3 separate regions of the Homo sapiens genome follow, and all the other regions are linked to region 1. The links are chromatin loops, found by intact Hi-C in ENCODE. Cell type or tissue: CD4-positive, alpha-beta T cell. All regions are shown on one strand. Each heading gives the region's core, and the rest is flanking DNA. Links, peaks and the distances in the headings are about the cores only. Region 1 has its middle 13 kb from the start of GNG2. Region 2 overlaps LOC101927598 (a long non-coding RNA gene). Region 3 overlaps GNG2 (G protein subunit gamma 2).

Region 1 (8,000 bases), core at 1,521-6,520:
AGATAAGATTTTAAAGAAGAAATTAAAGTGTTCAGAATGGACATATTTGCTTAATCTATTTATTAGTGAGACAGACTCCCATTTCATTATGGAATAACTGTCTAAGGAAACTCTTCAAAGACTCACCATCTATGACAGTCATCAGATGGGAAAATAAAAACATCTTTCTACCCTTAAGTCTGTAGGAAAAGAACAATTGTGTTCTTGATCAGGCAGGGTCTTGATGGTGCCTGATATACAGTAAGCACTCACTAAATCTTTGTCAAATGAGTAAATGAACTCCACAAGAACAATAGAAACTCACTGTTCCCATTTATGATATAAGTAAATGATGAGGTTAGTATGTACTCTTAGTATAAGAGTCAAAACTGCTGCTCCAGTACCATTGGGTCAAAAGCTGATGGTGATACGAAGTGCATCTTATGATCAAAGCATTTACAATGAAGATTTCTGTGTAGATTTTGTGTAGAATGATGAGTATGCATATGGGGAGCCAAGTTATATCTTTTGACACCAGATTATCTCCCCGCTCCAAGGGAACCTGTTTTATAAGCTAAGGGGCTGGTTTCTCCCACTTGGTATCTGGAAATGTGTTAATTTGTCATCAGTTTCTAGGGCTGATGGAGGACAAAAATCATCCTTCCACCCTCTCTAGATTTGGGTGCAAATGTTCCTGAGGCTGCCTTTTCTTATAATCAATTAACTGGGATAACATTGTGTACATAAGCTCCACGGTGGGTTGGCATTGCCTATGCAGGTGATATGCTTTGGATATTTGTCCCCACCCAAATCTCATGTTGAACTGTAATTCCCAGTGTTGGAGGTGGGGCCTGGTGGGAGGTGTTTTGATCATGGGGGTGGATCCCCCATGAATGGCTTGGGACATTCCCTTAGTGATAAGTGAGCTCTCACTCTGAGTTCACAGGAGATCTGATCACTTAAAAGTGGGTGGCACCCCCCTCCCACTCTCTCTCTCTTGCTCCTGCTTTTGCCATGTGATGTGCCTGAACCCTCTTCACCTTCTACCATGATTGTAAGCTTCCTCAGGCCTCCCTAGAAGCTGAGCAGATGTCAGCACCATGCTTCCTGTTCAGACTGCAGAATGGAGAGCCAATTAAACCTCTTTTCTTTATAAATTATCCAGTCTCAGATATTTCTTTATAGCAATGCAAGAACAGCCTAATACAATGGACTCTACATGTTCCCCAGTGCCCAGAAGAAATGTTTTTCTGCTTGTAATCTGTTCTTTTCCTCCGACTGTCAGTAACCATAGGTCAGCAATTTTTTAGCCTCATATGTGCCACAGAAGACAAGAAATTTTCACTGGTACACTTGGTAGATTTCAGGAATAAACAGAAGAAAGAGAATAAGGAAGAAGATTAGGAGGGAGGGGTTTATTTTTTTCATGAGAGCTGTTTTTTAAATAAGATTGCCGCAAAGAGAACTCAAATGGGAGCCACATAAACAGGCAATTTTAACAGCCACATAAGAGGCAACTTACTTTAAGAGGAAGAAATATGAAAACTTGCTTCTAAAATTAAGGGTGGGAGTGCAAAAAACAAAAATAAAATCTCCAAGGAACAGCCAAATGAAAACAACAGAAGCTGAAGAAAGAGAAAGGACCAAGAGGCAACTATGCTGCTTTCAAAACTCCCAGAAACAAAGTTTTAATTCCGTGATTAGTATTAGTCTTTTTAGGGATGGAGTTGGGTTGGGAGGAACAACTTTTTGGTTTAAAAAGGATGGGGATATTACTGGAATTGGCCATTTAAAAGCATTTATTTTTTATTAGGCAGGCATGGTGGTACCCGCCTATAGTCCCAACTACTTGGGAGGCTAAAGTGGGAGGATCACCTGAGCCCAAAAGATAGAGGCTGCAATGAGCTGCAACAATCATGACACTGCACTCCATCATGGGCAACAGAGTGAAACCTTGTCTCAAAAAAAAAAAAAAAAAAAGCATTTGCTTTGTATCTAAAATTAGGTATAATTTATACATTTGAATATACAAATATTTATTGGAAGTTTACTAGGTGCCAGAAGGAAACAAAACAGTGTTTCTGATCGCATGGATTTTACATGATAGTGAGGGAATGCAAAAATAAAATCATTAACAAATAAATATGTCAGGTAGCATTAAATTTTGAGAAGAAAAATAAAGCAGTGAAGGGGAACAGAGCAGCAGGAATGTACCCAGTATTTTAAATTGAATGATCAAGGAAGGGTGCTGGTTATTCTCTGATCGCCATCTCCTCCCTCACCCTTTTCAATTCATTCTCCACTTTGCTTTGCTCTCCAAGATGGCCCTCAATTATTTCTTGGCTTCTACTGTTCATACTCTGGTATAGTCTCTTCCCACACTGAGTCAGAACTGATCTGTGTGACTAATAGAATGTGGCTGAAGTGACAATGTGTGATTTTTCAAGGCTAGGTCATAACAGGCCCTGTAGCTTCCACCTTGGCCTCCTTGAGCATTTGCTCTGGGGGAAACCAGGTGCCATGTTGTGAGGTCACTCAAGTTGCCCTGTGGAGAGGTCGATGTGGGGAGGATCTTAGGTCTCCTGTCAACAACCAGCACCAACTTGCCAGCCATGTAAGCGAGCCACCTTGGAAATGGATCCTCCACCCCAGACAAGCCTTCAAACAACTGACATTTTGACTGTAACCTCAAGTTAGACTGAGGGCCAGAAATGTTAAGATAAGCTGCTCCCAAATTCCTGACCCACAGAAACTATAAGAGAAAAAAAGTATATATTGTATGAAACCGCTGTTTTGGGGATCATTTGTTATATACCAGTAGATAACTTGTATAGTACCCAGTACTTCATTACTCCAACTCCCTCGATCTCTGATTTCCATCTGTGTTAGACCAGCGGGTAGAAAGTGAGGTCAGTGTGTCTATTCCTCAGCATTCTTCTCTGGTCCTGGTTTCCTTCCTCAAGAACCACAACTTCTTCTGGGCAGCCCCACAGGTGTCCAGGACTGCAAATCTCTGCATTCCTCCAACACTAGCCCATTCGAGCCTAGGTGTGGCATCAGATCTTGCTGTTGGTTTCCTGATCCCCACACATACCTCTGTAAATACTCCCTTCATTCTCCTAAAAATGGTGTGCCTTCTATTTCCTAATATACCCAGGCTGATACAAACATCCTCCTGCAGGAGAAGACATTTAGACAGAGACCTGAAGGAAGTGAGAGGAGGCCTCCTAACATCTAGGGAAGAATATTTCAACAAGTGCACAGTACTCTCCCCTGAGACTGCAGAAGTTGGGTGTGTTCAGAAGCATCAAGGAGGGGTCAGCATGGATAGAGCAGAATGCACACATAGGGTATAAGGATGGGGCAGTAGTCGGGGGCTATACTTCATAGAGTTTTGTTGGTCACGGTTGTATTCTGAGTGTGATGTACAGCCACGGGGTGGGAAATGGTCTGAACAAGGGCATGACATGATCTGACTTGCATTGTGAGACCAGAATGACGCTAGCCAAAATAGAAACTAGAACAATGAGGAGGGCCTTTTGGAATTTAGAAAGATGATGTTGGCTTGGCTTAGGATGACAAATAGTAAAGGCAAGGGGGAGAGATTGGATTCAGGCTCTATTTTGAAACTAGGGCTATAAGAATTTGCTGCTGACTTGGATGTGAGGGAAGGAGAGTAAGGGTGAGGAAGACTCCAAAGTGAATGGTGACTGGTGGAGCTATTTACTAGGATGGACTCAAGAGAGTGGAGGGGGCAGTGTGGAGTGAAGAGGGAAGGAAATCAAGAATTTGTTCATCTCAATTTCCAAAGAGGAAAAAGGAAAAGCCTAATCTTCCACTGTTAAAAAGGAAGATGAGAGGTAATTTTTCATTTTACAAAAAAAAAAAAAAAAAAAAAAAAAAAGAAAAAGGACCTGTATTCATAGAGTAACATCCCTATGTCCTGGCCTATTAGAATATCGCCATTAGAAGACTTTTTAAAATCAAGGAGCACATTCTCAATTTTAGTTGGAAGTGCGATCACCTCTTGGTAATTTGACTCTCCAAAGGTCAGACTAAATAAATCCAGGAGCTAAGGCCTTCTGAGGGTCCATGGCCCCTCTCGTCTGTGATAAAACTCAACCCGCCTGTAGGTGGAAGATTCTACACCACTGAGGATTCTAATTATCCTGCCTGTAAAAGATAATCTCACTGGTTAACTTCACATGACTTTCTTTTTTTTAAATTTGAAATGTGACTACCTTCAGCTCCAGGATGTGACAGGAAACAAGACTCAACAGATACTTCCGCTTTTCTTGGGACAGCACCCTTCAGCCCACTTCCGTAGTCAGGGCTACTCTTACCATAAAAGTAGAGCTGTGCCCCCACCCAAACCAAGAGGCTCACTTCTTACACAACGTCGGTTACCTGCTTTTCCTTTGCAGACTTGAAGTGTCAGAGAATCTGCCAATTGGGGTTGACACTCCCGCTTACAGACTTCCCTCTACAGACGCTGCAGAGACCAAGTGGCATTCGTCACCTCTCCTCTGTGCTGAGGGGAGAAGGCGACGCCCTGTGCCTCATGGTGGGGTCAGCTGCATGCTCACTCCCACCCTCCCAGTCTGCAGCCTGCCTGGGGATGCCAGTTCACAGGCCTGTCTTGATGCCAACGGGCGTTTGTTGTTGTTGTTGATTTCATAATGACCTCTGTCTAAAAATTCTGTAGGCTTCCAGGAAGGGACACAGCATACCGTGATAAAATGGATTTTTCCACCCCTCCCCCCCTCTGGTTACCATGGAAACTCTGAATGACTGATTTCCTGGTTGCCATGTAGATGCAGTGGGATCCCAGCCGCTGCACCACACAAAGACGTCAGTAAGAATAGCGAGAAAACAAAACAAAACCAAAAGAATCATGTTTGAAAAGACAAAGGATTGCATCTCAAGCTTTCTTCTCTCACACAAAAGTGGAGGGAAGGAAGCAATTGTAATTAGGAATGGTGCCCTTCCTGGAGTAGGGGTGCATGCACCTGTCCCACATGGGAGGGAAGACTGGAAAAAGGGGAAATCCCTTTTTTGTAGCCAGGGGTGTTGGCATGGTGACGGGCAGGCAGATGCCATTCTCAGGTGACTAGAGCCCTTCAGCACTCAGCCTGCGTTCCACCAAGGAAACCTGAAATATTCAGCTGGGTGGCAGAATTAAGTTAGGTAGAAAACAAAGCAAAAAACAGGTCGCACACACATTTTTTTAGAATGTTCTTCTTTTTATAGTTCTAAATTTTAGAATTAAGATTCCAAATGCTTGAATTTAATATGGGGTTGAGGTTGAATTTTTACTTCTATCCAACAACTTCAGAGAATTAACAACAAATTTAGCTGCTTTCCTGTCTTTTTAAAATTGATTTGTAACAGCCTGATAAAACCACATAAGAAAAATTGATTAATCCAGGTTTATATGGTTTTCATAACCTAGGTATTATCCATCTTTAGTAATATGTATGATGAGAACTTGTGTGTGAAAAAAATTGTATGTAAAAAATATTCTATATTACTCCAAATATATACAAAAACTAAAATGGTTGATAACTCACCTCCTTGATTTTTCATGATTATATCTGAGTCAAGTAGTTTAAAATTAATCTGTTTTTCCTTTTCCAATATCCACCTTTCTGCCTTTTGACAAATGGTTTATACATTTTAAAAACTGAATCTAGTAGGATTCACAGAGTTACTGGTGCTTTACTGTTAATTTTTGGCAGCTGAATCACAAGGTCATTTTGTAATACCTATCTTGTCAAAGGTGGAAGCTGCAATGAACTGGAGTGTCCCATGTTTTATAGATGCTGGAGCAGTGATGTCGAGACAAAACTCTGTGCCCGGGGGACTACAGAGCACAAAGAGGATGGATCCAGCCCTGTAACTACCATTTCTTAATATTATTTCCAGCATATACCACTGACTCATCACTCAGGCCAGCACGTCCCAAACTGGATCAATAGGTGGCACGCAGGGTAAAAAGTGCAGATGGGGAATTCAGAGCTCAAATCATTTTGCAAAATCTTAGGTTCAAGAACATTGACCAGGTTTATTTACCATGGGACTTCTCGGGGCTTTTGATATTCTGACATCTGGGATGACTCTCTGAGAGGGAGTTCTACAGAATAAGAATGGCATTTCCCAAACGTATTTGGCCACTGAGTACTGCCTTCACAGAATCTCTCGTAGTTCTTCAGAGCATACTTTGAGAAATGCTGGGCAAGATTGCCTCTAAGATCTAATTATAGTTTAAAGATCCATGGATATTTATTTATTTATTGAGACAGGTCTCACTGTCACCCAGGTTGGAGTGCAGTGGTATGATCTCAGCTCACTGCAGCCTTGACCTCCTGGGTTCAGTCAATCCTCCCACCTCAGCCTCCTGAGTAACTGGGACCACACAGATGCGCACCACCATGCCTGACTAATTTTGGTATTTTTTTGTAGATATAGGGCTTCGCCGTGTTGCTCGGGTTGGTCTCAAACTCCTGGGCTCAAGCAATCCACCTGCCTTGGTCTCCCAAAGTGCTGGCATGAGCCACTGCACCAGCCTTTATTTATGATTGAAAATTACCTATTTTTAAAAAGTGATTTGGCCCATATGATACACTAATTTAGCCCATAGAGAAACAGATTTTTAAGAGAGCCAAGAGAAAAAAAACAATTCACAATAAATTCAGTGTTTTTTATCTATTTTAAATCAAAGCAAGAGCACCAAGTTGTTTCAATAAAAATTGTGGCAGGAGGGCTGGGCATGGTGGCTAACGCCTGTAATCCCAGCACTTTGGGAGGCCGAGGTGGAAGGATCACGAGGTCAAGAGTTTGAGACCAGCCTGCCCAACATGGTGAAACCCCATCCCTACTAAAAATACAAAAAATTAGCTGGGCCTGGTGGCGTGCGCCTGTAATCCCAGCTACTCAGGAGGCTGAGGCAAGAGAATCACTTGAACCTGGGAGGCAGAGGTTGCAGTGAGCCAAGATCATGCCATTGCACTACAGCCTGGGTGACAGTGTGAGACTCTGCCTCAAAAAAAGAAATTGTGGCAGGAGGTAAAGAGGAACAGATACCAAGGCCATGGTGTGGTGCCTCCAGCTGGGAGTCAGCTGGAAACTATGGTAGGTTCTCCCGGGAAGGAACCACCAATGCTCAGGGGACCTTCTTGGAACTGAGTCCTCTTCCGTGGAGGTTTTGGGGCTTCCATCTGACCATATTAACTCTTTATATAACACTCCTCTCCACCCACACACACACACACAGGGCTGTCAACAACAGCAGAGTCACCAGCAACTTCAGCTCCACTGAAGCCAATGAAGAAAACAATGACTTAGAGAAACTCCTCCTCCTCTTCACTGTGACATCATGAGTCAGAAGGGGACAGTCTCAGACATAAGATCTGCCCCCTACCCAGCCTAGTCCAGCTTACCCTGGGGAGAGAGAGTTTGAACCATATATGAGATGGGAAACCAGACCAGATTGTTTTAATAAACACAAGTGACGACTTATGAGTTATGACAGAGAATCAAATATTGTTAAGGGGACTGGGTCCCTAGAGGGAAAGGAGAGCCAGTGACAGGAACACACAGCTGGTAGCAGCCATTTGCAAGATAAAACTGCTCCATGTTTCTGCCTCAACAAATTGAATGTCTTCAATCAAACTGGTTGAATATCTGGGACAGCCACGAGAACAAAGTAGGAAGGAGCAGAGCGAACTGAGAAGAGAACACACAGCCAGGAGATGCACAGAAAGGAGATACATTTCCTTTGCCTGAGTCACCAGAAGAGTCTTTAGAGCCACGGTGGAAACCAAGGTGGTGACCAAGGGGTGGGGAGGAGAAAGGGGGCCTTGCAGGCTGAGGCCACTGGCTGCTTGGAAGCATGAGTTGGGGCAGAGCATGGCTTATTCTGTGAGCCATGAATAGCTTGGCATAGTGGGACCAAAAGGCCAGGCTGTGTGGGTGGGGTGGACTGAAGAGGTGGGCTGGGGTTAATTGAGGAAATACCTTCC
Region 2 (8,000 bases), core at 1,927-6,926, 68 kb after region 1:
CACCTGCACAGGAAGAATCTTCACATCCCACTTGGAGGTGTGCCCCTTTGCCTTTATCCTTATTTCCTTCCTGGAGATTGTACATAAATTCCTTATAAATGAAAAAGAGTCACTTTCTGAAAGTGTAAATTGAAATGTGCTGGCTGTATAAACTTATCAAATTAGTTTTGCTGTTGGAGGAAATCTTAATTAAAAGGCTGCTTTGAAATAAGGAAGTGTAATAAAACATTTTTCATTTTGTTTGCTTTCACGCCAGCCACATTCACTTTTATGATTTAATTTTTATTTTTCTTATTTAATGGATGACATTAGATTTGTCTTCCCAGCAGGTTCATTTTCAAAAAGTTAATGAAGTCAAGCTAAGCATATATGGTAGATCATTAGGGTTTCTGCTTACAACCACCAATATCCCATAGTCTTTGATTCCACTTTCTGTTTGGGGACACGATGGGATTTATCAGAAAAATGAATTCCTCTGTCTAAATACAGAGGACATAGCCACGTCCTCTGATTCATGTATTACGAAATCACTTGGGAACTATCAGAATTACAGAGGAAACAGCACCCCGTCCATCTTCTCCAAATGAGTAAATTTGCCATGAGATCACATTTTTTGTGGCTTTACACAATAAAGAATTGAACAAAAGTAAGATTTGATCTATGAGAATCAAAACTTGAGAATTTTTAAATTGGTGTGTAGTAACCCAGTGTTATTAGGGGTTAGGGATCAGTGTTTTAAGCATTTGTTGAAGGCTGGTGTCACTTAACTTTTTATAAAATCTTTTTCTTTGTTTAAAGGTGAGACTCGACCCTTCTTTTCCCACGTGAGGCTTCTTATGGAAAGAGCACAGGTATCTGGGGTCTAAAGGCCTTGGTTAGTCTGCTATTTCCAGCCAAGATGGAATAACAGGAATGGGATTTAAAATTCCTACCTGAAACAACCACAAAACTAGGGGTAAAAAAAATGAAAGAATGTTTTTCAAAACATGGAAAATAGGAAACAGTTCTGTGACACTTGAGAGATGGTAAAAAAAATGAGGTGAGCCTTACAATCTGTAGAGTCAGTGCGATTCTAAGTAAAATCTCAGAAATTTTTAAATAGAAATTGACAAGATTTGTACAGAAATGCAAAGGACCAAAAATAGTCAAAACAACTTTGAAAAAGAACAGCAAATTTGGAGGGCTTATCTACCTGATTTCAAAACTACTTATTATAATGCTATAGTAATCAGTATGGTATCGGCATAAAAATAAACAAATAGATCAATGGAACAGAATAGAGATTATAATAATGGAGTTACATATATCTGGTCAATTGACAGTTAACAACGGTGCAAAGGAAATTCAGGGGAGAAAGGATAGTCTTTTCAATAAGGGGTGCTGAAAAAAATAGATATCCGTTTGCAAAAAAAGTAAATAAATTTTAAAAACTCCAATACACATCTCACATCATATAAAAAATTAATCAGAATAAATCATAGACCTAAAAGCAAAACCAAAACTACAAAACCTTTAGAAGAGCATATAGGAGAAAATCCCTATGACCTTGGGTTACAAAGACTTGTTAGATACAGAACTAAAAACATGATCTAAAAAAATTTTTTGGTAAATTGGACATCATTAAAATTTGAAACGTCCATCCTCAAAAGACATTATTAAAAGAATGAAAAGGAAATCTACAGAATGAGAAGAAATATTTGAAAAATCACATATCCGATAAAATATTTATATATGAATATATAAGGAATTCACAAAACTCAATAATATGCCAACGAACAACCCAATTTTTGTAAGTGGGCAAAAGATCTGAACAGACACTTCACTAAAGAAGATATTTGAATGACTAATAGGCACATGAAAATATGTTCAACATCATTAGTCATTATGGAAATGCAAATTAAAATCACAATGAGATGTTACTACCTATTACAGTGTCCAAAATGGAAAAGACTAACCATACCAAGTATTGGCAAGGATGTGGAGTATCCACGTATGAAATTCTCATACATGCTGGTATGACCATTTCGGGAAGACAGTTTAGCTGTTTGTGAAAAATCTAAACATATACTGATCAAATAATGCAGACATTCCATTTTTAGATTTTTACCCCAAAGAAATGAAAACTTAGGTCTGCTGCAAATATTTTCACGTCAGTGTTTATAGAAGCTTTATTCATTATAGCCCCAAAGTAGAAATAATCTAAATGTCCATCATCAAAAGAATGAATAGTGGCATACCCATCTAAAGACACATTCCCTAACAATAAAATGGAATAATACACAAAACAACAGGAATGAATCTCATGATAATTATGCCAATAACGCTAGACAAAAAAGCATATACACTATATGTTTCCATTTATGTAAAATTTGTATAAAATGAAAACTATAGTGACAGCAGATCAACGGTTGCCTGGGGATGGCAGTGTGGGGGTGGAGACTGGGGGATTCCAAAGGGGCATGAGGAAATGGATGGGATAAAGGATATGTTCATTATCTTGATTGTGGTACTGGTCTCATGGGTTTATACTGTCAAACTGATCAAAGATCAAATTTTGTATTTTAAATATGTGCATGCAGTCTATTGTATGTCAATCATACTTCAATAAAGTTGTTTAAGAAAAAGGCCTGTCTTCAAGTCACAGTTGTGTAATCTCAAACAAGTGTTTTCACCTCTCTGCACCTGAATTCCCTCAAGGGTCAAATGAGGAGAATAACACACACCTCACAAGGTTGCTGTGCCGGGCGAGATTCTGTAGCAACAGCCCTGAAAAAAGCACTAAATCAACGCCATGGAGAGCATCTTGTCTTCCCTGTAAGGAAGTTAATTTTCCGATTGATCCCTCAGCAGAATGGCAGTGTTCCCTCTCTAGGTCGTCCCTTTTATCTTCAGAAATCAAAGAACATGACTTTTGAAGCTAGAGTCGTTAGATCTCTTAAATGCCTTTAGAAACAACGTTAGATGGGGAAAAATGAGAACACACAGGAAATTAAAAAGCAACAGCATAAGCATCTGCAGCTTTGTTGAGCACTTGTGAAAATTGGGCTTGCCCTACCATCAAAGGACACAATAAATTTAAGCCATCTGACCTATGTGTAACCCCTGCACACACACAAATGAATATATGTATCATATTCATATGATACACAATTATGAAAGGAAAATAAATTTAAAAAAAATAAACCACAGCCAGGCACGGTGGCTGATGCCTGTAATCCCAGCACTTTGGGAGGCCGAGGCGGACGGATCACGAGGTCAGGAGTTCAAGACCAGCCTGGCCAACATAGTGAAACCCCGTCTCCACTAAAAATACAAAAATTAGCCAGGCATGGTGGTGCATGCCTGTAGTCCCAGCTACTCCGGAGGCTGAGGCAGAAGAATCGCTTGAACCTGGGAGGTGGAGATTGCAGTGAGCCAAGATTGCCCCTCTACATTCCAGTTTGGGCAACAGAGTGAGACTTCGTCTCAAATAAATAACAAATAAATAAACCGCATATGCTTTAGAGTCAGACTTTGAATCAGATCCTGACTCACTGGCTCCGTGACACCTTGGACAGCTCCCTCAATCGTGCTAAGCCTCAGTTTTCTCACTTGTAGAACACTATCCTGGAGTAAGAAACTGGAAAAACAAACAAACAAACAAACAAAACCATGTAAAATACCTAGGACAGTATCTGGCACAGGATGGAGCTCAGTGAAACAGCTTCCCTAAGGTAACACACCAGACTGATCACACTTGAATTCAAACCTCCTGGTCCCAGGTCAATAATTTTTCTATTATCCTCTGTTGCTAGTTTACCTGGGTAGTCTGTGGCAGAGGGGCAATTAGATACCGGGTGTCTTAACTCTCAGTCTGGTGTTGTTGCCATTGCACAAGGTCATTTTTAAGAAATCACCACTAATGAGAATCTATTAATTAGGGGGAAAACGGCACCTAGAGATGGAATCATACTGGTTGAGGGACCAGGGAAAATCCCTTTGGATCCTATTCCAATGCTACTAATTACTACCAGGTCAGTCCCCAGTGTGACACCTGTCCTTCCACTGGTCATTCCCTGTTTGCCATTGTCCCTGCAGCGGAACCCTTTCCAGAGCTTTCTACCTGGAAGCCGCATCACCCCCGCCACTCGCGCCCCTCGCCTCCGCCACCCCAGCACTGGACTGGGCGGGATGTTGGGAGTACATAATTGTTGTTGTGGCGGCTCTCAACCACAAGATGGCAGCACATGACTCTCTTTCAGAAAAGAAACCTGCAGCAGGGGAATTTTGCAACCTGGCACGTTTCAATTAAGATGAAAATATATTTTTAGAAGTTGCCTCCGTCACCCTTCAAATGGTAAGCATAAACCAAAGAACACAAAAGGAGACTGCTAAGGCATGAGGATTAGGGATGAAGGGAAGACTAAAGTAGACAGTCCCTGTAGAGGTGCTTGGAAGCTGTAGGATTTGCCTTCTTGGTGTTTGCACTAGGTCTTGTTGCTGCTCTCTTCTTTGTTCACATTCTTGCCAGAGCTCATAACTCCAAAATTAACTATCCTAGGGGTCTCTGTCCTTGATCGAGTCTATCTGAGCCTTGACCAGGCTTTAAAATTCTGAATTCCTCTATTTCCATTAAGATGTGAGTGTATTCCTTATTTCTTTTCCCATAATATCAAGGGCACGGGGTTTTTTTTGTTGTTGATGTTGTTGTTTTTTACATTTCTCTGCCTGTTCTCTGCTGCTGCACGTCCACTTCAGACATCATTTATTGTTGTGATTATGCCGGTATCAGGAGATGGAGTGGATTTCAATCTCCATCCCACCTCAGACACACCAAGGTCTGAGCTAAAGTAGTCCTAGCTACCTCAGCACCTCGGCCCCAGGTAGCCCTCTGCGGATGGGTTCTCATCTTCTTTCCAAGTTCTTCCTTCTCACCTGGAATGTAAACACCTGTGAAGGGCAGAGTGTGGCACCTAGGGCATTTTAAACTCCTCCTTGGGAGCTCATAAATCCTTTTTTTTTTTTTTTTTTTTTTTTGAGATGGAGTCTCACTCTGTTACCCAGGCTGGAGTGCAGTGGTGTGATCTCGGCTCAATGCAACCTCCGCCTCCTGGGTTCAAGCAATTCTCCTTCCTCAGCCTCCCGAGTAGCTAGGATTGCAGGCATGAACCACCATGTCTGGCTAATTTATTATTATTATTTTTTAGTAGAGATGGGGTTTCGCCATGTTGGCCAGGCTGGTTTCGAACTCCTGACCTAAGGGGATCTGCCCGCCTTGGCCTCCCAAAGTGCTGGGATTACAGACGTGCACCAACACACTTCGCTGATTTTTGTATTTTTAGTAAAGACGGGGTTTTACCATGTTGGCCAGGCTGGTCTCAAACTTCCAACCTCAAGTGATCCACCAGCTTGGCCTCCCAAATGCTGGGATTTCATAAACCTCATGTTTCAAGCAAGAGAATATTTTGATTACCTAAAGTAATTAGAAGCCCTGCGCTTAAATTGGGAATCATCATCTTTCCTATTAGGTCTTGAGGAAATGTGATACAGACGCATAGACAAATAATCGGAATATAAACTCCTGAGGGAGTGGAGAGAGTTGGTTAGTGATGATTCCTAATGAAGAAGTGAGCAGGGGTTAGCTAGGCTTATCTGGAGGCGGGGCGCTGGGGTGAGGAAAGGCATTCTCTTTAGAGAGCAGTACCTAAGGGGTGGAAGTGAGAAACAGCAAAATGCAAGCAAGCAACCATGGGCAGCTCTGTCCTGTGAGAGAGTAAAGCACGGAGAGTCAGTAATGGATAGGCTCTTGCCATAGGCAGTATAGATCATAGGGTGCCTTTGTATAGATCATAGGGTGCCTTGTACGCCATACAAAAGGGCTGGGTCTCCTGCTCTAGGTGGTGGATGGTCGCTCAAGGGTTTGATGAAGACAGTTCATATTTCAAATAGATTGCTGAACCCTTAAGGTGGAGGAGATATTTAGGAAGGCTATTCCTGTAAGTAGGGACCCAATGGGGGCATGGTTGCAGTAATGCAGGAAAGAGACAAAAGGGGTCAGAGTCGGGATATGGGACAAGATACAGAGGGGCATTTAGGAGCCCACTCAGGAAGACCCCATCAACTGGTTGGATGTAAAGCTGAGGAAGTAGAGACGGGTACAGCGATTACATTCTGTAATGTAATGGGCGCTGGATGGGAAGAGGAGAGAGGTGGGTGATGGGGTGGGGCTGGTGAAGTGGAGCTAGTGGGGTGGGGACTAGGTAGGGCTGAGCTGGGTATGGGGAAAAGGAAGCTCTTGTTTTGTTGTATTTTGGGGATTGTTTAGAACAGGAGGGCGCTTGACACATTTAGGGACTGAGCGGGGAAGAAACAAGTAGAGTGTGATAAATTGAAGGTGCAGGAGAAAGATGAAGAGGCACGATCCTAAGAGGACTGGAGGAGGCTCAGGTGAGGAGCATGGGCTTTGCAGGAGGGTGTGTGTCTTTTTCCCTGAGACTGGAGGGAAGACCATCAGGCTGGGTGGATGGGCAGAGATGACTTTGTTAAGTGAGAGGGCAGGAAGTGGACTCTGCAAAAGAGCAGCAGAAAAAAGATTAGAGGTGGGAGATCTTGGAGAACCGTGTAGCCTGGTGGCCACCAGCACAGGCTCTGGAGTCAGGCTGACTTAGATTGCAGTGCCAGCTCCACCACTTACTGGCCATTTGGCCTTGGGCAAACTCTCTGATCTTTCTAAGGACTCAGTTTCCTTATAAAAGGGGATGATAAGACCTCCCTCATAGGATTATTGCGAGAACGAAATGAGATTCCATGCATTCTCTGAAGGAGATTGACAATGATGAAGACCATGCAGCAAATCGAGGAGCTAAATATGCCAGACAGATTTCATGGTCTAAACAGTTTATATGTCTTTTGATTGCCTCCCACAAGACTGAAAATAACTTGGGGGTAGGGGTCATATGTCTTGCTTTTCTTGGTCTTCCTGGCATTCAGTGCAATGCCTGCTTCATCAAGGGCTCTCAGTCAAGTTTGTTAAATGACTGAATAAATCAATTGCCCAGTCAACCCAACCATAGCTCCAGCTTCCAACTGCCAGACTGTGCACTTCCCATTCTACCGCACTACCTTTCTTGGTCCAGCCTTAACGTCTCTGTTTACCAACATTGTTACACTATTTGTGATTACTAAAGAGTAACAGTTCCTTGAATTGGGCACTATATTTTGGTTCTGGAAATGCAAAAGCACATTATTGTTTATCATGGAAGTCAGGTGATCTAGTTCTGCTAGTTAATTGACTAATTAACTACTAATTAATTAGCTAATAATTAAGTTAATTAATTCCTAAGAATTAAAAAGGAAAGGAGAGGGCGATTTATTGCCAGAGAGGCTTCTCTAAGTGTTTTTATGGCCACTTTCATCCTGTGTGTGACTGAGCTTTAGCACGTTGACCAGGTTAAGGATCTGGATGCCAGAAAAGCCACACCTGGGCCTGGTGGGGCAGAGAAAGGGCTGCTGCAGCCATGGAGCCAGCGCTCTCAGGCCTCAGCGGTTTCAGGTGCCCCAGCCAAGTGAGAGGCAGAGTGGGCGCTTGGCCGCTGAGAGAAGGTCAAGACATGAATAATGGAGGCCACAGGCACACCTTCCAGAGCTGTGTCTGCTTGCTAGGCTTTTCAACCTTGGCCACCCCACCTTTAAAAAAAAAGAAAACCTTTAAAAACATGAAAAGACCCAACATCTCCTTCCTTGCCCATCTCTCTCTCTCTCCTCTGCCCCCTCAGATGAAAGGCAGCAATGCAGCTAAAATGTTCCCACAAACGTTCAGGTACAGGGGAGCTGTCAAGATCAGCGTGCCACGGAGGCAAAACAAGGAACTTGGAAGAGCCATAAACTGCACACCACCCCCTCCTCAAATAACCCCAGGCTTAGCAAAGGAGCCTCTGCAAGCAGAGATGGAGTTTGTAAGGATTAAATTTCCTCCTCCCACAAGCCCCCAATTGCAAAAAGCCAAACTTTCTGGGTTCTTC
Region 3 (8,000 bases), core at 1,798-6,797, 75 kb before region 1:
AAGCTCAGTGCACTCCCTCAGTTAGCAAGGAAGTGATATAAATTGATTTTCGATCCTTGGCAATCTGATGAAGATAAACGGGAATCAGAATTTGAAGCAATGACATCAAGAACCAGACCTGCCTGACTTTTGAGGTCTCCTGTTATTTACTGTTATTCACCCAATGAGTCTTAATTGAAGTAGACCCACTGGCCAAATAACAGTAAATAACAGGAGACCTCAAAAGACCTGACTTTTGAGTAAATAACAGTAAATAACATGAGATCTTGACTTACAAAAGAAAACGTGAATTGGAAGAATTTTAGTACTACTAAATGAGAGAATGGGATCAGAGTAAAGAAGTGTGATGACTGTAATTCAAAATGACATCAGCTTCGGATAAGTAATAGAAATTTGATCCCAGACAAAACTATTTATCATGTTGCTGGACTGACTGTCCACTTAAATGAAATTATCTTACCAAATGGAACTGCTAATGGCGAGGAAAGACAAAACATTGTTGTAGGGCTTTCTCCTTAGTTCAGCTAAAAACGGGGTCCTTGTCACACAACCATGAAAAATTAGGCTTGCAGACACTTTGAAGGGTGAGAAGGACAGGGTGTGTTGGGTGGAAAGAAAAAAAAGGGAAACAGGGACCCTTAGCAAAGCCACAGTCCTGCTAAGACGCTTCCATTCTCACAGACTGAATCCCAGGTTCCACACCGGAAAAGGAAGAGGCCAGGCTCCTCCCCTCTGCAAAATGGCGCCAACTTCCTGAGGCTCCACCCCAGCGTGCACTCTGCCCAGTGCGCAGGCCGGTAGGGAGTCTCTTTATGCTTGGCTGTCTCAACATGAGAAGGCAAGTGCATGTATCAGTGGTCATTTTGGGTTTCTCACCACGTGCTGAGCACCAAAAAGGTGGCCTAGGTTCCTGGCCTTCCTACTCTGACTCCTGAAAAAAATTAGTCCAAAACTCATTCTACAGTCAGATATAAACTCTTTGTTTTTTCTTACACACGAGTCTACTTTTGTCCATAGTTTCTATGACTTGTTTAGAAGGGAAGAGATGGAATATTTGTGAAAGTTAAGATCTAAAATCTGCTTTTTGCTTTGTTCTTCATGACTTTTTTTCCCTAAATAAGCTTAAATGTGCCTTGGTGAAGCTTGGTGTTAGAAGCAAACATAAAGTCAAACTGATGATTTCAGAAGACTTCGGAAGACAGAAAAATGACATCATCAGATTGAGAACTTATTAAATACTGTTTCTTTAAAAATTAAAGTGGACAATTTTTTTAAAAATTGGACACTTTACCGTCTCAATGTCTCTAGAACTCTGTTTTCTCAGTCATTTGCTCAGCTTAAAAAAAAAAGAAAAAAGAAAGAAAGAAAAGAAAACAAATTAAACACAAAAACAACTGATCACTTCCTTGGAGCCTTTTTCTCTTTGGCCCTACTTCATCCTCACCTCTCCAAGTATATTTAAGACTTCAGGCCAGGTGCGGTGGCTCACACCTGTAATCCTAGCACTTAGGGAGGCAGAGGTTGGTGAATCACTTGAGGCCAGGAGTTTGGGACCAGCCTGGCCAACATGGTGAAACCCCATTTCTACTAAAAAAAAAAAAAATTACAAAAATTAGCCGGGCATAGTGGTGCATGCCTATAATCCCAGCTGCTCAGGAGGCTGAGGCAAGAGAGTCACTTGAACCTGGGAGGCGGAGGTTGCAGTAAGCTGAGATGATGCCACTGCACTCCAGCCTGGGTGATAGAGTGAGACCCTGTCTCAAAAAATAATATAAAAGAAAAGACTTCAATGTCAGGTCTTGCATAAGAGAATTTGAGGAGCAGGCCCTCAAGAAGGCAGTATCCTCCGATTTTCAGAGGAGCAGATTCTGAGCGCTTCCTAATTTGTGCACATTTTAATTATCTTTACCTACAATGGCTATACCATGGGTTGGGAAGAGGTTGGCCTCAAAGAGGCCCAGAATCTATTCAGGTCTATTGTCACCTGAATCCTCTGCCATATACTAAGTGGTCAAGTTACTTAAACATCCAGTCTCAGTTTTTCAACTGTAAAATGGGAACATTTTTGAAAAATTTTAACTGACATATATGTTATATTGTATATGTTAATTGTATTATGTGTTATATTATTAATTACATGATTGGATATAATAATTCATGGGGTACACAGTGATATTTTCATACATGTATACAACATGCAATGATCAAATCAAGGTAATTAGCATATCCATCACCTCAAACGTTTATCATTTCTTTGCATTGTGAACATTCAAAAATCCTCTCTTGTAGCTGTTTGAAAATACAAAATCAATCATTGTGAACTTTAGTTACCCTACAGTGCTATGGAACACTGGAACTTATCCCTCCTATGTAGCTGTGATTTTGAATCCTTTATAAAATGAGAGTTAAAGAATATACTTCTTAGGGTTACTGTGGGGATAAAAGAAGATGGTTCATGTCCAGTGCTTAGAATAGTGCCCTGTACACAGCGCAAGCTTAACAACTGCTGTGTGTTATTAGGATGATGAACACAAGAGCAGAGATGACAGGCAGCATTGTCAGACGTGCACGAGGACAGGATGTTTTCTAGATGCTAAGTGAGACCAGTGTTTACCTCCAATTATTTACACTTTCAGTAGGTCCTGGCTTTGGAAAATACCATGCTCAGAACTGTAATATAGTAGTACTGTGTCTCAGTCTATGTATTGCGGCTTGCCTAACAAGTTAAGATGAATCTCATCATGGAATTTTCTCCTTAGAGCAACTTAGCTTGTCAAGGGCTGTTTCTTCCTCAAGGTTCCTCTGCTGAATCTCAGAGCAGAAGTTTGTTGTGGCATTGACTCTCTTCCTCTTCCTTCTTGCCTCTGACCTGCTGTATTATACCTTCAAATAGCAAAGACTCTCACTGAGGTAACACATATTGGCCCAATCTTCCTAAATGTTTTATATTTCAAAACTACCTCTCCCATCCCATTCTTCTCTATTAACTAATCTCAACTCAAATGAATAAGCCTGATGATGTACTACTAATTTCAGGTAAAATGATTGGTAGTGATGACTGATATATAAATAGTACTTCACAATTTAATAGGGGTCTTCCATGTATAGTATGCCATTTTGACTTCATAGCTATTCTGTGATATTTAGGTGGGTGTTATCATTCCTATTTTCAGATTAAGAAACCGGGCTCAAGTGAATTAGCTGGCTTGCTCTAGTCTACAAAACTGTTAAGGGACCTCAGTTAGGAACCCAAAGCTGCTTCTGTGGTCTGTGAAGCCAATCTCAATATGATGTTAGTGGCTTAATTTATAAGGTATGAATGACCAATAGCTTAAGCCTATCAATAAATATGCACATTTAAAGAGAGACCTGAAAAGGATCATAATTTTATAACTACAGAATGAAGACTGGGGTAGGAAGTACAAATTCCAACATCTCTGAGCAGAGAATCTTTCTGAGTTTTGTTGCCCGTTCCTGCTGACCCGCATGATCAGCCCTAGGCAGAGGTGTCCCAGAGTCTGTTGAAGCTAAAGCTGAGTCCACCCCTACCCCAGGGAATCTGGGATCCTTTCCTGTCACAAGCAAGGGTTGTATTCCATTTGTATCTTAAATTCATATACATTTTACATTCTATTCCATGTCTATATACATAGTTTTAAATAAAATAAAGTGAAACTTTTACCATATTAATCTTGGCACATGGTTGCAATTTCTCCATTTAAGAAAGTGCTAAGATAGCATGAAATCCATTTAAGGTCAGCCAAACAAATATTTATTCATTAAATCAAATGAAGAACATATGTCTGTGTGTGTGTGTGTGTGTATTGTGTGTTTGTATATATATGTGTATATGTGTATATATATACACATATATATACACATACACACACACATACATATATTTGCCAATACAGAATATAAAATGTAAACATGTATATATATATATATTTGTGTATGTATGGGGAAAAGTGAACACTAACCATCCAATTTCACAGTTTCAAAAAATGTGAATCTCTACACCAACCCTCTCTTAACCTCTACAGTTCAAATCCAAATCTCAAACTTTCTGATTTGAATTTGCTTATCCCTATGTAATTCTAACTTAAGACCTAAGACCAAAAGGGAATCCTCTTTGAAATGCTCCCTCTCACTCTGGGCACCATCCTGAAGGTTCCAACAGAAAGGGCAACACATCAGCTTATCATGGCAGCAATTCGCCAGTCCACAACAGAAAAAAGCCTTAGACAGGCTCCAAGCATTTCCTGCTTAATGCCTATTTTCTCTGCTCAGTTGTCATTTTTAAATAACGGTATTTTGTGAAAAACAAAACCACCCTGTACGTGGGAAACCATAAAGAAAGTTATTTGCTAGAAAGAACTGCCTTGCTAACAAAACGTATGTTGGCACGTTTAAAGACAGAGCTCCTGGGGCTGCCTTGAGTAAGTCTTGCTGAAAGTGTCTGCATGGCATTATACACAAGGCTTTCCCTTCTCCTCTGCCCCCACCCTGCAGCCTTGGAAATTTGCAGTTGCAATCTTTGACTGGACTCTATTGAGACTTTCCACCCCCGGCTGCTCAGGAAACACATACCAGCAAACAGAATGAAAGGGCCTTTTATAAGCACGAGTCCGTTATGTCTTAAACAGACTCCCACAGAAAGGCTTTTTTGTTTCTTACTCTTTAGGAAAAACTGAGCTCCTTCTGAAAAGTCTTTGGAGAGAGAGAAGAAACCGAAGACAGGGAGAAGGCTCAAGGGAGGAAGATAGGCTAGGGACAAAGGAGGGGCAATGGAAATTGTCAGAGAGGTTGAACTCTACTTTTCTAAGGTAAAAGCGACAGTGTTGGATAGCCTCTGGTAGGGGTAGGGGTCAGGGTGTGGTTGTCAGGGCTAAGAGGGGAGTTGGCTGCTACTACCCCTTGGAGTCTTCCCCCTCGCCAACTACCACCATCCCCAAAAGAGGGAGTCATCCATAGCAAAAAACACTGAGAGACTCTAGTGCTCTGGTCTCCAGAAAAGTTTCAGGAAACTAGATTTTTGCTAAGTAAACTTAATTTCTTGTCTTCTTCTTCTCCTTTTCCTTTTATCTAAAAAGCTACATTTTCTGTTTTACAAGATCCACAAGCAATTTCTTTCCCATGATAGCATCCTAGTTTCTCACAGAAAAAGTAGTTTCTCTCTCTTTTATAAGAAAGCATAATCTCCATTATTTCAGACATCCCCAAATCACAATAGTCTGAATTGTCAGAGTTTTAGCTGTCAGAAGATTACACAAACACGCATATACACACAGAAAGTGGAAGAAATGTAAAAGTCTTATTAGTTCATTCTTTATTAAACATTTAATAACCACTTATAATATAACAGAGTCCAGGTGGTATCATTTATGAAGAAAATGCTAAAGAAAATAGTGCAAAGGAACAAAATGATAGTTTCAGAGATTTGGGTGTATTAAGAAATGAAGAGAAAATGATGCTGTTTATTGCAAATCTGTATGGGTTTAATTAAAACAGAATCTCTGTGATACACTAAGTCAGCTGAAGTTAATGCTTATACATTTTTAATGAATTTTTTCATAATTTGAAAAATCCTTTTCAAGTTTAATTTATGAGGTCTCATGTTGCTTAAGTAGAGCAAAAACCCATTGGCATAAGAGCATCCACCTCTCAGCCTCTGAAGTAATGGCATTGATTTCTCCTGCTTTGTTGTCCTGGCCGCAGGTGTGAAAGCATTATGAAGTAAGCACTAGTTCAATATCCTGTGTGCACCCCATCCTCAGGGGCTTAATTACCTGCCTGTGTCCCAAGGAAGAAGAGAGTCCCTGTGGGCATGAAATAAAGCATTCTATGGTTTGGGCCTTCTTCCAACAATAAAAAGTTGTGCTTTAAAACATGCCTAACACAAAGCAGGTTTGGTAAGAATTGTGGAAATGTCAATTATTGGTTCCCAAACACTATTTTGTTTATATGTTCACTCCAGGGTCTCGAGTATTCTGCCTCTTCTGGAGTCCAGGCTTTAGAAGAGGTGACCTTCTTTCAGGGAATAGTAATAGCAGTTAACACTTCTTACATACCATAATGCAGGCCCTAAGTACTTTACTAGATTAATTCACTGAATTCTCACAACACTATGCGGTGCATACTATCTTATCTCCCATCTTACAGTTTTGGAACGGGAGGCACAGAGAAGTTAAGAAATGTACTTAGTCACATAGCTGGTAGGTGACAGAGCTGGGATTTCAACCCTCACAATCTGGTTCCCAAGTCTGTACCTTTTTTCACTATACAATACAGCCTTTTAGGACACTGAATATGAAAGGACCTCAGAGATGACCTCATCTTAATTCTCTAATTTTATAGGAGAAAGAATGAGATTCAATGAAATTAAGTGACTTATCCAGAGGAATATGATGAGTTCTTGGCAATGTTTGCAGCAGAACCAAAATCACTCTAATCCTAATGAAATGTGTAAACACCACACCCTTCACCCCACCCAAAGAACTCAGGTTCTCCTAAGCAGCCCAGCTCCCATGTTTCCATGGCCCCAACAGTTGCAATTTATTGGGGCTATGGAAATTCATGATGTCTTGGTTGAGAAAGATCAACATCTGTACTGGCAGTAACACAGGTAAAATTCATGGTGAAGGCATCTTCCACTGCCTACATAGAATGAAATGGAAAGAGGGAATAAGAACCATTCAAGGAACATTATTCTAAGAGCTCAAAATCTCCGATGCTCACCTAGACCTTTCCATTTATAAATTCTCTCCAAAGTCAGTCTTTCCAATTGTATCTCATAGTTTCATGGCATTCTGTTCCTATTGTTCAGAGTACTTCTGTATCATAATTTGTAATTATATTCTGCCTTCTGTATCCGTAAAGTCAACCAACCATAGATTGAAAATATTTGGAAAAAATGGATGGTTACGTCTGTACTGAATATGTACAGACTTTTTTCTTGTAATTATTTTCTAAAAATATAGTATAATAACTATTTACTTATATTGTATTAGGTATTATAATTATTATAATTATTATATTGTATTAGGTATTATAAATAATCTAGAGATGATTTAAAGTATAGGGGAGGGTTTGTATAAGTTACATGCAAATACCGTTGTCCCTTGATATCTTCAGGGGATTGGTTTCAGGACCCCTGTGGATACCAAAATCTGAGGATGCTCAAGTCTTGCAGTCAGTCCTGCGTTAGTTCCAGATATGGTCCTCAGTATCTGCAGGTTCTACATCCCACAAATACCATATTTTTGATCCAACATTGGTTGAATTCTCAGATGCAGAACCCTCAGATACAAAGGGCCAGCTCTACAATATCATTTTATACAGGGACTTGAGTATCCATGGATTTTGGTCTCCAAGGGGGTTCCTAGAATCAATCCCCAACAGATACAGAGGGACAACGGTTTATATCTAATTGTGTATGTGTTTAGTTCTGCTCCCCAGCTAGACAGTACACTCCATGACAGGGGCCATATCTATTTTTATTTGCCTATAAATACCTAGAATCTGGTACATAAACAGGTGTTTGGTTAAAATTTGTTAAATAAACTTATACCAAAGCCTCAGCAACAGAGTGTTAAAAGATGATCTCCGTTTTGCCTGATAAACATCTGTTGTTCAGTGCTCATTATCTTTATTCAGTTACTGGACCATATCCATTACTAGGGCGGAACATGTTCAAACAAACAAGTCTCAATCAGCCAAAGCTCAGCTGCCTTACAAATCTACCTTTCATTCAGGGTCCAGGAACCCACTAGCTGGGACTGGTTATGTTGTCAAACCGTAATCATCAAACTAAGGAAAAAGACCAGTCTAAAACATCAAAATTGGGGATACATGTATTACTTTTAAATTCTGAGGGTAACTCATAGTATGTGAGCTGGATTTGCTACAAAACACTTCTTCTGGGGACCTGCTTGAAAGGCTAGATAAAACAATTTTTGTTTGGCATGTGCAAAATTTATATGTAAAGAGCTATGTTTAAA

The links. Hi-C counts contacts between places; a loop is a spot of excess contacts. Peaks named below come from ENCODE experiments on the same cell type or tissue, not always from the same donor. Only the 100,000 strongest peaks of a DNase experiment are listed, where the experiment ranks them.
Region 2: a loop joins it to region 1, with 6 times the contacts of the local background. A loop is called at or near these places in 8 of 110 quality-filtered maps.
Region 3: a loop joins it to region 1, with 2.3 times the contacts of the local background. A loop is called at or near these places in 2 of 110 quality-filtered maps.

Annotation. Positions count from the first base shown.
Region 1 is chr14:51,843,765-51,851,764 of GRCh38, reverse strand. It overlaps a transcript of GNG2 not described here. Among named protein-coding and RNA genes, the nearest start is that of GNG2, 13 kb to the left of the region's middle. RefSeq lists enhancers at 3,454-3,603, 4,165-4,224, 4,555-4,654, 7,189-7,288, 7,309-7,398 and 1 more. In CD4-positive, alpha-beta T cell, for the core only: a CTCF peak has its summit at 4,083; DNase peaks (open chromatin) are centred at 2,424, 4,384, 4,784, 5,034 and 1 weaker place; H3K4me3 peaks cover 1,265 bases; H3K27ac peaks cover 3,875 bases.
Region 2 is chr14:51,776,497-51,784,496 of GRCh38, reverse strand. The region is part of intron 1 of LOC101927598 (a long non-coding RNA gene); the gene reads right to left. Among named protein-coding and RNA genes, the nearest start is that of GNG2, 80 kb to the left of the region's middle. RefSeq lists an enhancer at 4,408-4,477. In CD4-positive, alpha-beta T cell, for the core only: a CTCF peak has its summit at 4,189 (motif pointing right); a DNase peak (open chromatin) is centred at 4,226.
Region 3 is chr14:51,919,391-51,927,390 of GRCh38, reverse strand. The region is part of intron 2 of GNG2 (G protein subunit gamma 2); the gene reads right to left. Among named protein-coding and RNA genes, the nearest start is that of GNG2, 63 kb to the right of the region's middle. In CD4-positive, alpha-beta T cell, for the core only: no CTCF peak of the experiment used is centred there; no DNase peak of the experiment used is centred there.